2 separate regions of the Mus musculus genome follow, and region 1 is linked to region 2. A link is a loop called in an ENCODE intact Hi-C map of the cell type or tissue named here. Cell type or tissue: left cerebral cortex. All regions are shown on one strand. Each heading gives the region's core, and the rest is flanking DNA. Links, peaks and the distances in the headings are about the cores only.

Region 1 (5,387 bases), core at 305-5,304, 200 kb before region 2:
AGGAAAAAATCTAATTATCATCCTATGTTTTGAGGTTTAAAACCTTATTAACAGGGTAAACCGTAATGAGAAAACAGACATCACAGTCCAGGCAGACAGCTACTTCAGTGTAACTTCATCATTCCGCTATAAGATTAACAGCTTCTCAAAAATATACCAAATATTGGGCCTACAAAAGTAATGTATTTCTTCGTAAAATTTACTAAGATTTTCTCCTTCTGTAAAATGTAAAGCATGGACTGGTATCTCGAGCAGGTTTCTTACAAAAACAGTGAGGATGTCAATAAGCGTATGCAGCACAATTCCCCAGACACAGTGGAAGACTACACGGGACTGTCTCTTACTGACGCAAGGTTTGCACTTCACATGCTTACTGGTATTTTGTGAACAGTGGCTAGAAAGTATTCAACGCACATTTATAATTTACACTCAGTAAAGGTCAAACAGTAAGGGCTACAGCTTACTTGGGAAAGCATAGAAAATCAGTGTGAGGTAGTTCAATAAAAACCTAGTTTAATTTTAAGTCATTGTGAGAATAGGACATTGTGCAAAACTAATCCACAGGTAATATTTCTCAGGAGTTTCAGTAATGAAGAGAATCTAAACCAGAAGTGCCCAGAAAGTTGCTTACTAGACTCCCCTTAAAAGCAATTTGCCTAAGAGCAGTTACTTTGAAATTAATTAGGACACAATTTTCCTATCTTACCCCAAACCACACATTTCTGCTTCAATGCCCTTATCTCTTTCATCTTTCTTTCGTGCGATTAGGACAAATGTGCCTCCTGTGGTTCACAGGAAACACCCAAGAGATCAGTAGAAACACAATGCACACTAGAATATGCACACTAGAATGCAACAAGCCACGAGGCAATGCTGAAGAGGGCTACGGGTGAGAGACGGTGCTGGGTATTCTACTCACTGGTAAGACTTACTGGGGTCATGGGGCATCATGCATCCACTCTACACTAATGAGTGACTAATGAACAACACTCACAAACTACAACAGTATTTCTGAAAATATACTATGTTGTTGGTTTTTTTTTTCAATCTCAAAATGCCGTGCAGGCTAGCGCTGAGGCAACACTGATGATGTCTTCATGTGTGCGGCAGAAACTGGCCAATAATGTAAACCAAGTTCTTTTTGTAACTCAGGAAACAGCTTCCCTTGCCTACTGCTCATCCTATCCTGTCAAGTGTCTTTTCTACCTCCACGTCTTAGGGTAACAAAGTGAGATGAGCTCAGAACTGAGGGATAAGGCTGACAGGCAAGCTTTGTACACAACCAGCTTCTCTGTATTGGTGGGGACTACTGCTTCTCTTACTAGCCAGGTGTGAACACACTGGGCCTTTGCTTCTGGTGTGCACTCTTCTGAGATTTGGCAATCAGCAGCATGGCATGACACAGTAAAAACCACTAGCAAATAGCATTAAAGAGTGAGATGCTCTATAACAAAGCAATCCCAACAACATGCTCATCTTACAGATGGTCACTATGTATTAGTGGGTACGAGACCTGTAACCAGGAAGACATGTAGGAAGAATAAGGCTCTCTTTCCTAAACCATGAAGTGGAATGCTAATTCTCAGCTAAACAACTTTTAGACAGTAAGACAATGGGTATCATAAGTATATATAATTGAAAAGTCAAATTATAGGGTGGCTTAATAAGTACTGATAGACAGAAATGTTATTTGTAATTTCTTAAAAAAATACTTAAGATGCTTTAAGACTCTAAAAGTACCAGTAGGATTTATGTTAAAAGATTTAAACACAGTGGTGTGTTTTGTGTGTGTGTGTGTGTGTGTACAGTGGATCTTAATGTGTTGGGCACATGTTTAACAAACAGACCTTGCTTTTAGGTATACTCTGTTAGGTATTTCAGCTTACATTAAGCATTGAGAGCTTGTTGTTTTTTTTTTTTTTAAATTTAACTGAAACATGATTGCTGGCAAGTGGGAGCTGGCAATTACAACAGATGAGACAATCAAACAACTAGTATTCCTTACTTACCCGAAATCTGAATGAAGAAGATGGCTTCTCAGCAATCAAACACAAACACAGAAAACTAACTACAGCATATCAGCTGGTAAGTGCAATAGTGACACATTTTATCACGGCAAAACCAAAACCAGTTAGATGCAAAACTAATATAAAATAAGAACACACTCATGCTCCAATTTCTGCTAAAATCCTGACTTCAACCTTGTATTTCTAGAACCAAGAGGCGTAACAGTCTCAAATTCATACTTGTCTAATAAAATAAATGCACCATGTTGTACATATAGAAAAGGAATCACTAAAAGATGGGACGCTAGAAATCTTGATAAACTTGCTATGTTTAAAAAGGTAATATCTTAATCTTAAGTATTGCACATTAACAAGACTTAAAATAGCTTACTTGAAAGTAATTGTACACTAAATGTTTTTAAAAAGCAACCAAAAGAAGAAAAATCCAAAAACCAAAACAAAAGAACCTGCTAAGCAACCTTTCAGAAATCTGCCAAGCTGTGCCCGCTCTTACTCCTGCTGATTGTGAGCTCCAAGGGGCTCCGGGCTCCTTCCTACAACCTTGCAGCTCATGAAGTATGCATTTCCCAGTTCATTACATGAAATCCCTCTTGTTCCAGATAATACCAAAGGTGCCTGGGCATTATAGACATCATTTCAGAAATAATGAGACCTTGATGACATTTTACTTAGGAAAATTCAGTTACAGAGAAAGGATTCTGCAGATATAAAATGTAAACAGTTAACACACACTTGTCAGGAGCAGCACCATTCTTACACTACTCAACGTCCATACTGGAAATCAGATATAAAAAACCAAAGACTCAGATGAAAGAACCACCACTATGCCTGCTCTGCTCACTGTGAAGAAACAGTCCTTAGAAAATGACATCCTACATATGGCTGTGTGCTACTATTTTCAGATGAACGGCATATTGCTCATTTAAATGTCACCTACACAAGTTTAAGTAGGCTTTGGAACCTCCTGACAGCTAGTAGAAACAGGATAATGCTACAGGTAGAATCAAATGGCCAGAAACACCACAAACTGGTGCTCAACAGACTGACCCGCTAAGGAACAGGAACTGGGAAAGGCCAGAGGCCAGAAGCTGTCCAACAGGGAAAGTCCAGGCTCGTGGCCAATGCCAGGACCTACAGCCTGAGGAGATTAACTCAGTGTCTACAGAAGCAGGCTCGTAGCCAGGACAGGGGAAGCATCTGTTGATCTCCACGGAAATGTAGATTCATGAAGTGTCCTCTTAACTTTGTGTGATCAAAAGCTTTAAGCATGCCACAGATGATCAGAATATACCACATTCCTTAGTTTAAGTTTTTCTTGGGTTGGTGTAGGAGATTCAAAATGGAGAAGGATGTGCCCAGCATCTTTAAAGACATGCTCTGAGTTATTCTGCCATTAGATAAGGTGTTTGCTAAAATTTAGGTAAGGTTGCCTACCAATTGTTTTAACTAAGTTGGGATTGGCAAGTAGCAAATATTGGAGGTTTCTTGATGCGTTCATCATTTACAGTAGTTATTCCTGAATATAACTGGCTACAGGTTATTTTCCCTTATTCCTCTGGGGTTATTTCATTGATAAGCACATAACCCTGAAGGATAGCATCATGAACAAACATCTGAAATAAATTCTAATAAAAAACTTATAAACATCTTAAATAATTCATGATATATGCAAGTCACCACATAATAGTTGCTTTGATAAACAAAAATTTTACAAATTCAGTAAAAAAATCAGCAGCATAAGATAAAGCAAATATGCAAAATTTAAACCATGATAAAATAATTAGGTTTACATTATACAGTTAATTACAGCAAAAATACAATACAGTTTTGTTGCTGTTTAAAAACACAACTTAAGTTTTAAATTACAACACTTGAAATTAAAAAAAATAAACTACTTTACTACAAAATGAATTCTACATTTTCTGAAAAATCACTCAAAAATATGACCACTGAATTGTTTTTAAAGCAGTTCTATCAATGACTAACCAATTCCCCATCCCTCCCACCCACCCAAGGCCCAAGTAGTCATCTACAGCAGCCCAGAGGTCCAGCTGATGCTTCTAGACTGCTGTCTGTATCCGAGGCCAAAGTCGGATCTGTGGACATTGAAGACATGTCATTGACAGACGGCGAAGACGATGGATGCTGAGAGCCATTGATCATTGCTGCACCTGTGCTATGAGAAACAAAACAGCAAACCAGTTGCAGAGAGAGTTGCAGACCGGGCTGCCTGGCCTGTGCTACCTACCTTCAGGGTCTATAGACTTCTCCTGGGCTTACGGGTTGCTGAATCGTATTGAACCCAGCACTAATGTTCTCTTATGCACACAAACTACGAAGGGAGAATTGTGAAAATGTCTAGAAACCTATACTTGTTTTCCTTTCCATAATGCATTTTTAGTTTAAGACAAGAAGTTAAAATCCAAGTAACATGGAGAATGGCCCTACAGCAAGATCCATAAATGGGCCTCAGGGTGTGTTCCAAAAGAGTTGAGAGTACATACAAAACTGCTTACACTTCATTTTGTTGGAGAGAAGATCTCTAAGATCCAAGTAACTAAAAACAGCCTGAGAACTAAAATAGTATAGAAAATTACTTTTGATAGTCTCACAAAAACCACAGTGTTCAAGTGATACTCCTGGGTCCATCTTACAAAGTAGAAGCCAACACAAAAGAACAGCATCTTAAAAAAAAAAAAAAAAAAAAAAAGCCGGGCAGTGGTGGCACACACCTTTAGTCCCAGCACTTGGGAGGCAGAGGCAGGTGGAGTTCGAGGTCAGCCTGGTCTACAAAGTGAGTTCCAAGACAGCCAGGGCTACACAGAGAAACCCTGTTTCGAAAAACCAAAAAAAAAAAGACCAGCATCTGATCAGGAGGGACCTGAACCAAGTGGCCAGTCTACAAGAGAGTGTGTCACTTACCAGGTAACCAAAACAGCCTAGTAGGTAAACTCAGGCATACTTTGACCCAGGTAAATACCAGGCAAAAACAAATACAAACTTACTAAACAGAGAGAAAATGCTTTTCTCTGTGAAAAAGCAGTATCGAACAAGCATTTCATGCATTTAAAAAATGAAAAAGCTCAAAAACCAGGAAAACCTATGGAGAGACAGAAATCCTTTTAAGGGGGAAGCCTCATTCAGAGGGAAGAACATGTTAAAGCATCTCAACAAGATGGAGCAACTTTCAAGCCATAAGCTCACTAAATAGAAGTACAAGAACTTAAGTTCTCAAAAATACATATACAGAACAAAAACAGTGTGTAGTGCTCAGGGCCCCAAGATGCTAAAGCCGAGCAGGCAGGACTCTGCTGACGCACTTGTCCCCCTTCTGTACAGTGATGAGCAGAACACTGAGAG
Region 2 (5,387 bases), core at 142-5,141:
TCAGAGTTTATCCCAGAGAAATTAAAGTTTACATTTATATAATTATTCATGGTAGCTTTATTGGTAGTAGCACAAAACCAGGAAAAAAAACTGTGCCTTTCAACAAATAAATGGCCAAAGATTGATAACCCATATAAAAATGAATGGACCATTAGTACACACAACCAGGTGGATGGAACTCCAAAAACTTAATGCTGAGTAAGACAAAAGACAGTAAAATGTCTGATGCCATTTGGACAAGATTCTTAAAATGACAACATTCTAGAAAAGGGAGATGGAAGTTAAGGAGGATAGAGAGGAGAGTGGGAAGGCGTGTGTTGAGAGATGGCAACAGGGGATCATCCCCACAATGATGGAACTACCCTGTAATATTGGCTGTGGTATTATAGTGATTGTGTGCATCTCTGTGAGGAGAAAATTATATGGCATTTAGCACACATGAGTAAAAAAAATCAGAGAGGACCTGATCAGGATGGATGGGTTACAACCCATCCACCATTGTGGTATTGTATCACAGTTTTGCAAGATGCTACCATTTGGGCAAACTGGGCAGAGAGGATCCTCTGTGTTGTTTATTTCAAAACAAAAAGGTTTAATTAAACGAAGTGAGGAAATTCCAAACTCTACTTGAACTACTCCATGGCTGTCCCCCTATTCTGTCTGAATGGGTCCCGAAGAAAACTACAGATCTATATAGCCCAAGGGCAAAGCCAGTCAGCTGCATCGACTGACTGCATCTGCGTTGCCTATGACTGCTCACCAGTCTGTCTACATAATACTGTGGTACTTGTAGCAGTTTTTCACAAATTAAAATTATCTAAAGCAATTCTTTCTCTTTATTACATGAGGCCTGTTGCAGAATGCAATCATGGAGATAAAAGGAACCAAAAGAATATTGGAAAACCAGTATCTGTTTCATCTTGACATATATTTTTTTGAGCACTCAGTACATAGGCTAAGGAGATGATGAATGTGGGTATGGATATCTATGGGGATCCTGCTTGCTATGGAGGAGATGAAATACGAACACATGAAATAGTATTATATCCACAGCTTTGGTGCCAGAATGATGGTACACAAACCATCATATAAACAACAGGTACATTTTAAACTTAAAAGAAGTTGTCTACCCTAACCAGAGGGGTGAACCTTGAATGAGGAGAGTCATGTGTTATAGGGCATGGGGCAGTGGAAAGTTGAGGTAGAGGAGGAGCCAATGGGTGGGGCGGATTATGAGTGAAGAAGCTTGGATTCTCAGTTGCTGTTTGTTAGAGAATTCATATTGGAGAGAGTAATCGGCTTTATGCACTAGAGAAACAATTGGCAAAAGGAAGACAGGCCCAAATACAGTCAGACCAAATGATAATGGACTGAAACCTCCCAAAGTGAGAGTCTAAATAAACCTTTCCTCTTTTTGAAGCAGATAGTCTTAGATATTTTGCTACAGTAACAGAAAGCTGACTAACGCAGGGACTATTGAAGAATAATCTATTTGGTGATAGGTTTGGTTCTACACACTTAGGATTTGAGATTTCCCAAGATGCAGAGTATCATAGAGGTGAGGTTGTGTTGTACTCTTTTGCAGAGAATGTGATTACTAAGGCCTCAAAGAAACAAGAGCCATGGTTTTGTCTACCAGAGACTGTGTAGAAAGGAATCTAGAGATAGATGTGCTGCACACACTGATCAACTGTAGAGCAACAGTAGGAGCCTGGATGTGAGGTTAAGTAGGCACAACTGAGGGCCATCGGAGGAGCAGGAGCGGGAATGATGGATGCTGTAATCCTCTGCTTATTTTAGACTCACCTGTGGCTGACTGACCCTTGACCCTCCTTTTTGGTAAGAAGTTGTTCAAGATCAACAGGCTCCAAATTCTTTCTGCTTCTACTCTCTATGCCAGTGTGCTCTGACTAGGGATAGAATAGACTATGAATGGTCTTTTCAGCATCATGACATTCTTTTTCCTGTTGGATATGCTTGGCTGGCGGCCCTCGGAGAAATGCCTCTTGGTGGTGATAGAATGAACCACTGTATTTAATTCAGGGGACATATAGGTATTTGGAGGAGTGGGTGTTTTAGAAACATTCCTCTATGAAATCTATAGAAGCAATTTACAAGTAGTTATTTATGCACCCCACTGGGTAAATTCTGATGGCCTTCCCAGGACCTGAAGAGTAGAACTAATGTTAAGAGTCAGCCAAACGAAATCAGTGTTATGAAGGCCAGAGCAGGAAGATGGAGAGAACCCAGGTCTTTGGGACTATATGACTGAGCTTCTGAGCCAAATATCTAGGAGCTCTGCCCTGCAGTGGCTGCTGGAGACCTCATGGTGAGTGATTACCACAGCGGGTGGAGGCCATGTGCAATAAAGTTAGATGTGATTTCCTGCAGGGTGATACCTGAGAAACCAATGAGTATCTTTTACTCAACTCAATGACCTGCTGAACAACTGCAGAGGTGCCAGAACCTGAGTCTGGTGGGTAGGGCATGTGTCTAAGGAGAAAGGAGGGAGAAAGGCCAAGACTACAGAGCTCCCTTACCCACAGGTAGGAATACAGAATGGGGCCTAGCAATTAGTAAGCCAGAGTGAGCCTTATGCTGAAATGGGACTGTTCTGGGTACATTGTGGACCAGCCCGAAATGTTACAGGCAAGAGCCCAGTGGGGGAAAAAAGACACTAGGGCAAGTTTGAATGACACTGGAGAATAACACAAAGAAGTTGCACTCTGTTAAGTTTAAATAATACTAGACAATAAATTGGCAACATCTGAATTCCCTCTATAAAGCACAAGGCTTGGCTCTGACCAAGTAGTAACTCATAGGACCAAAAGCCCTGAGTCCAGCGTGTCTATTAGAACCTGGCAGTGTGCATTTAGCTTTGTGGTGTACCATTATTTTATAGTTAATATGTAGAACTGGATGTGGATATGCAAGAGTTTGTGGCAGGCCCTCATGTGGCAATCTCCAGGCAAAGCCCACAGTTTCCTTCCTTGAGCTTCCACTTGCAGAGAAATGGGTACATTGAAGCTGTAGATGGGTTAGTCGCCACCTAGTGGAACCATCATTTTATATTCATGGGGTATCTGCCATCTGCCAGGCTCAGGGACTAGGCATCCAGGAATCCAAGGCGAGGGAAGTGCATGTCCTCCTGTTCTTTAAATAAAATGGTTTTCAGTCTCTGCTGGGACTTTTATTGAAATTAGACTTCGCTCAATTTATTTTTATAGAGTCTTTTATGGCAAGTGTCTCAAAGCCGGGCAGGAAGAAAGCAGCACACAGAGAGGCCACACAGCTTCTTTTAAGCTCATGGTTCTCATCATCTCATATTTAGTTCTGGCTGTGAAGAATTCCATCCCAAAATAAACTGAGCAGCCAAGCAGAGGCTCGCACCAGGGGTGCTGTGGATGGTAAATGTCACTCAGGGGATTATTCTGTTTCTGTGTCACTATTTCTATTTTCCCATTTCTTCTCCTATGACAGGCTCCCACACTGGTCTGGGATTCACTCTGTAGCCTAGCCTGCCTGAGTCGCAGTCTCATTTTCTCTCTCTCTCTCTCTCTCTCTCTCTCTCTCTCTCTCTCTCTCTCACACACACACACACACACACACACACACACACACACAAACACTGTGGTGGTTTGAATATGTTTGGCCTAGGGAACGATACTATTAGTAGATGTGGCTTTGTTGGTGGAAGTGTGTCATGGTAGGTGTGGGCTCTAAGACCCTCATCCTAGCTGCCTGGAAGCCAGTCTTCTCCTAGTGGCTTTGAGATGAAGATATAGAACTCTCAGCTCCCTCCTGTACCAGGTCCGCCTGGATGTTGCCACATTCTCACCTTGATGATAATGGACTGAAACTGTAAGCCAGTCCCAATTAAAATGTTGTCCTTTATAAGAGTTGCCTTGGTCATGTTGTCTGTTCACGGCAGTAAAACCCTAAGACACATTCTTTCCCACACTGTGTGTGTGTGTGTGTGTGCGCGCACGTGTGTGCGTGTGTGTTTTGTGATGTGTGTGTATGATATATGTTGTATGTAATTATTAATGTAGATGTCCCCACATGTATGTGGACATGTATAGAAGGTAGAAGAAGGTGTTAGCTCATGTTCCATATTTATTCATGTATTTATTCATTCACTCATTTTTGTTGATTCATTCATTTGTTTGTTTATTTATTCAAGATCAGGAGTTTCACTATGAGCTTTAGGGACCTGCCAGTTCCACACCCACCCCTAGTGTTAGTATTTTAAACATGTGCCACTGTGTCCAGCTTTTCACTTCCCTTCTGGGGATCTGAACCCAGGTCCTCATACTTTTACAGCATGTACTTTATCAGCGAATCTCTTCCCCAACTTGGCTACAAACTCTTGATCCTTCTGCATAGAATTCCTGAATGCTGGTATTAAAGGTGTTTATTACCATCCTTAGGTTTGTGTCAGTATTTCTTGCTTTTTATTACCTGCTTTTCTAGGCTCTAAGCTCTGGAAAGCTCTGACCTTGAGCTTAAGCATGGGCCTTGGAGACTATGAAGAAGAACTATGCCAGCTATGGAAATTTGGCCCAGGCATAGGTTTCATTGTGTGATACAGACTTTAAATCCAATTAGGTTTCTTTCCTTATATCTAATTTAGTTCTATTGTTCTGCTGAATGGACATAGTTGTCGGCTCTTTGCAGGCAGGTCCAGGTGAGAGGAGAGAACCTGGTCTAACCCGGCCTGTTCTGGGCTGAGCGGGATGGCAAATATTGATGGCCCAAAAGAAACACACCAGGTCGGGAGTCTTGTCAAAGCAGGAACTCGCTTTAATGTGGCAGCAATTTTCTTATATAGACAGTGCAAGGAGGTGGGGATAGAAGTATGGGGTGAGATGACATATGGGGTGGAGTGAGATGATGAGGGGTGTAGGGTGATATCATGGGGCCTATAAGAAATTGATACATCAGTGGTAGTTAGGCGGAGGCAGTCTCATTCAGGGCAGTAGGTCGTGCTGAGTCATTCTCAAGTGAATAACAGGTCTTGAAAATCCAGCCAGGCTCAGGTTTGTCCTCAAGGCCCAAACCAAGGCCAAATTGGACCAAACACATAGTGATCAACGGATCCATAAGTTTTTATCTTTAGAGCCATAGATTAGTGTATCTCTCATTCCTCATTAAATGGCAATAAATACAGAGACCACAACTGGTCACATGCAGAGAATAAGTAACTTTGGAGTGCTTAGCTCTAAATGGGACCTTTGTGGGACAATGAACCATGCCAGGAAAATTGGTAAGATAGAGAGGATCTGAGACGCCAGCACTCAGGCTCTCGGGTTCCTTCCCACCCACCCGAGGTGCCTCCCTGCTCCCTGCCAGATTCCTGGCCTGGAGTATATACCACACTTCCCACA

What was found. Hi-C counts contacts between places; a loop is a spot of excess contacts. Peaks named below come from ENCODE experiments on the same cell type or tissue, not always from the same donor. Only the 100,000 strongest peaks of a DNase experiment are listed, where the experiment ranks them.
Region 1: a loop joins it to region 2, with 3.0 times the contacts of the local background. A loop is called at or near these places in 2 of 42 quality-filtered maps.

What each region holds. Positions count from the first base shown.
Region 1 is chr14:33,378,122-33,383,508 of GRCm38, forward strand. It overlaps Mapk8 (mitogen-activated protein kinase 8), which reads right to left. Exons shown (of 12, transcript NM_001310454.1): 12 at 1-4,198. The coding sequence ends at 4,053. Among named protein-coding and RNA genes, the nearest start is that of Mapk8, 66 kb to the right of the region's middle. In left cerebral cortex, for the core only: no CTCF peak of the experiment used is centred there; a DNase peak (open chromatin) is centred at 2,958.
Region 2 is chr14:33,576,816-33,582,202 of GRCm38, forward strand. No RefSeq gene overlaps it. Among named protein-coding and RNA genes, the nearest start is that of Ptpn20, 9.8 kb to the right of the region's middle. In left cerebral cortex, for the core only: a CTCF peak has its summit at 3,042 (motif pointing left); DNase peaks (open chromatin) are centred at 3,141 and 3,314.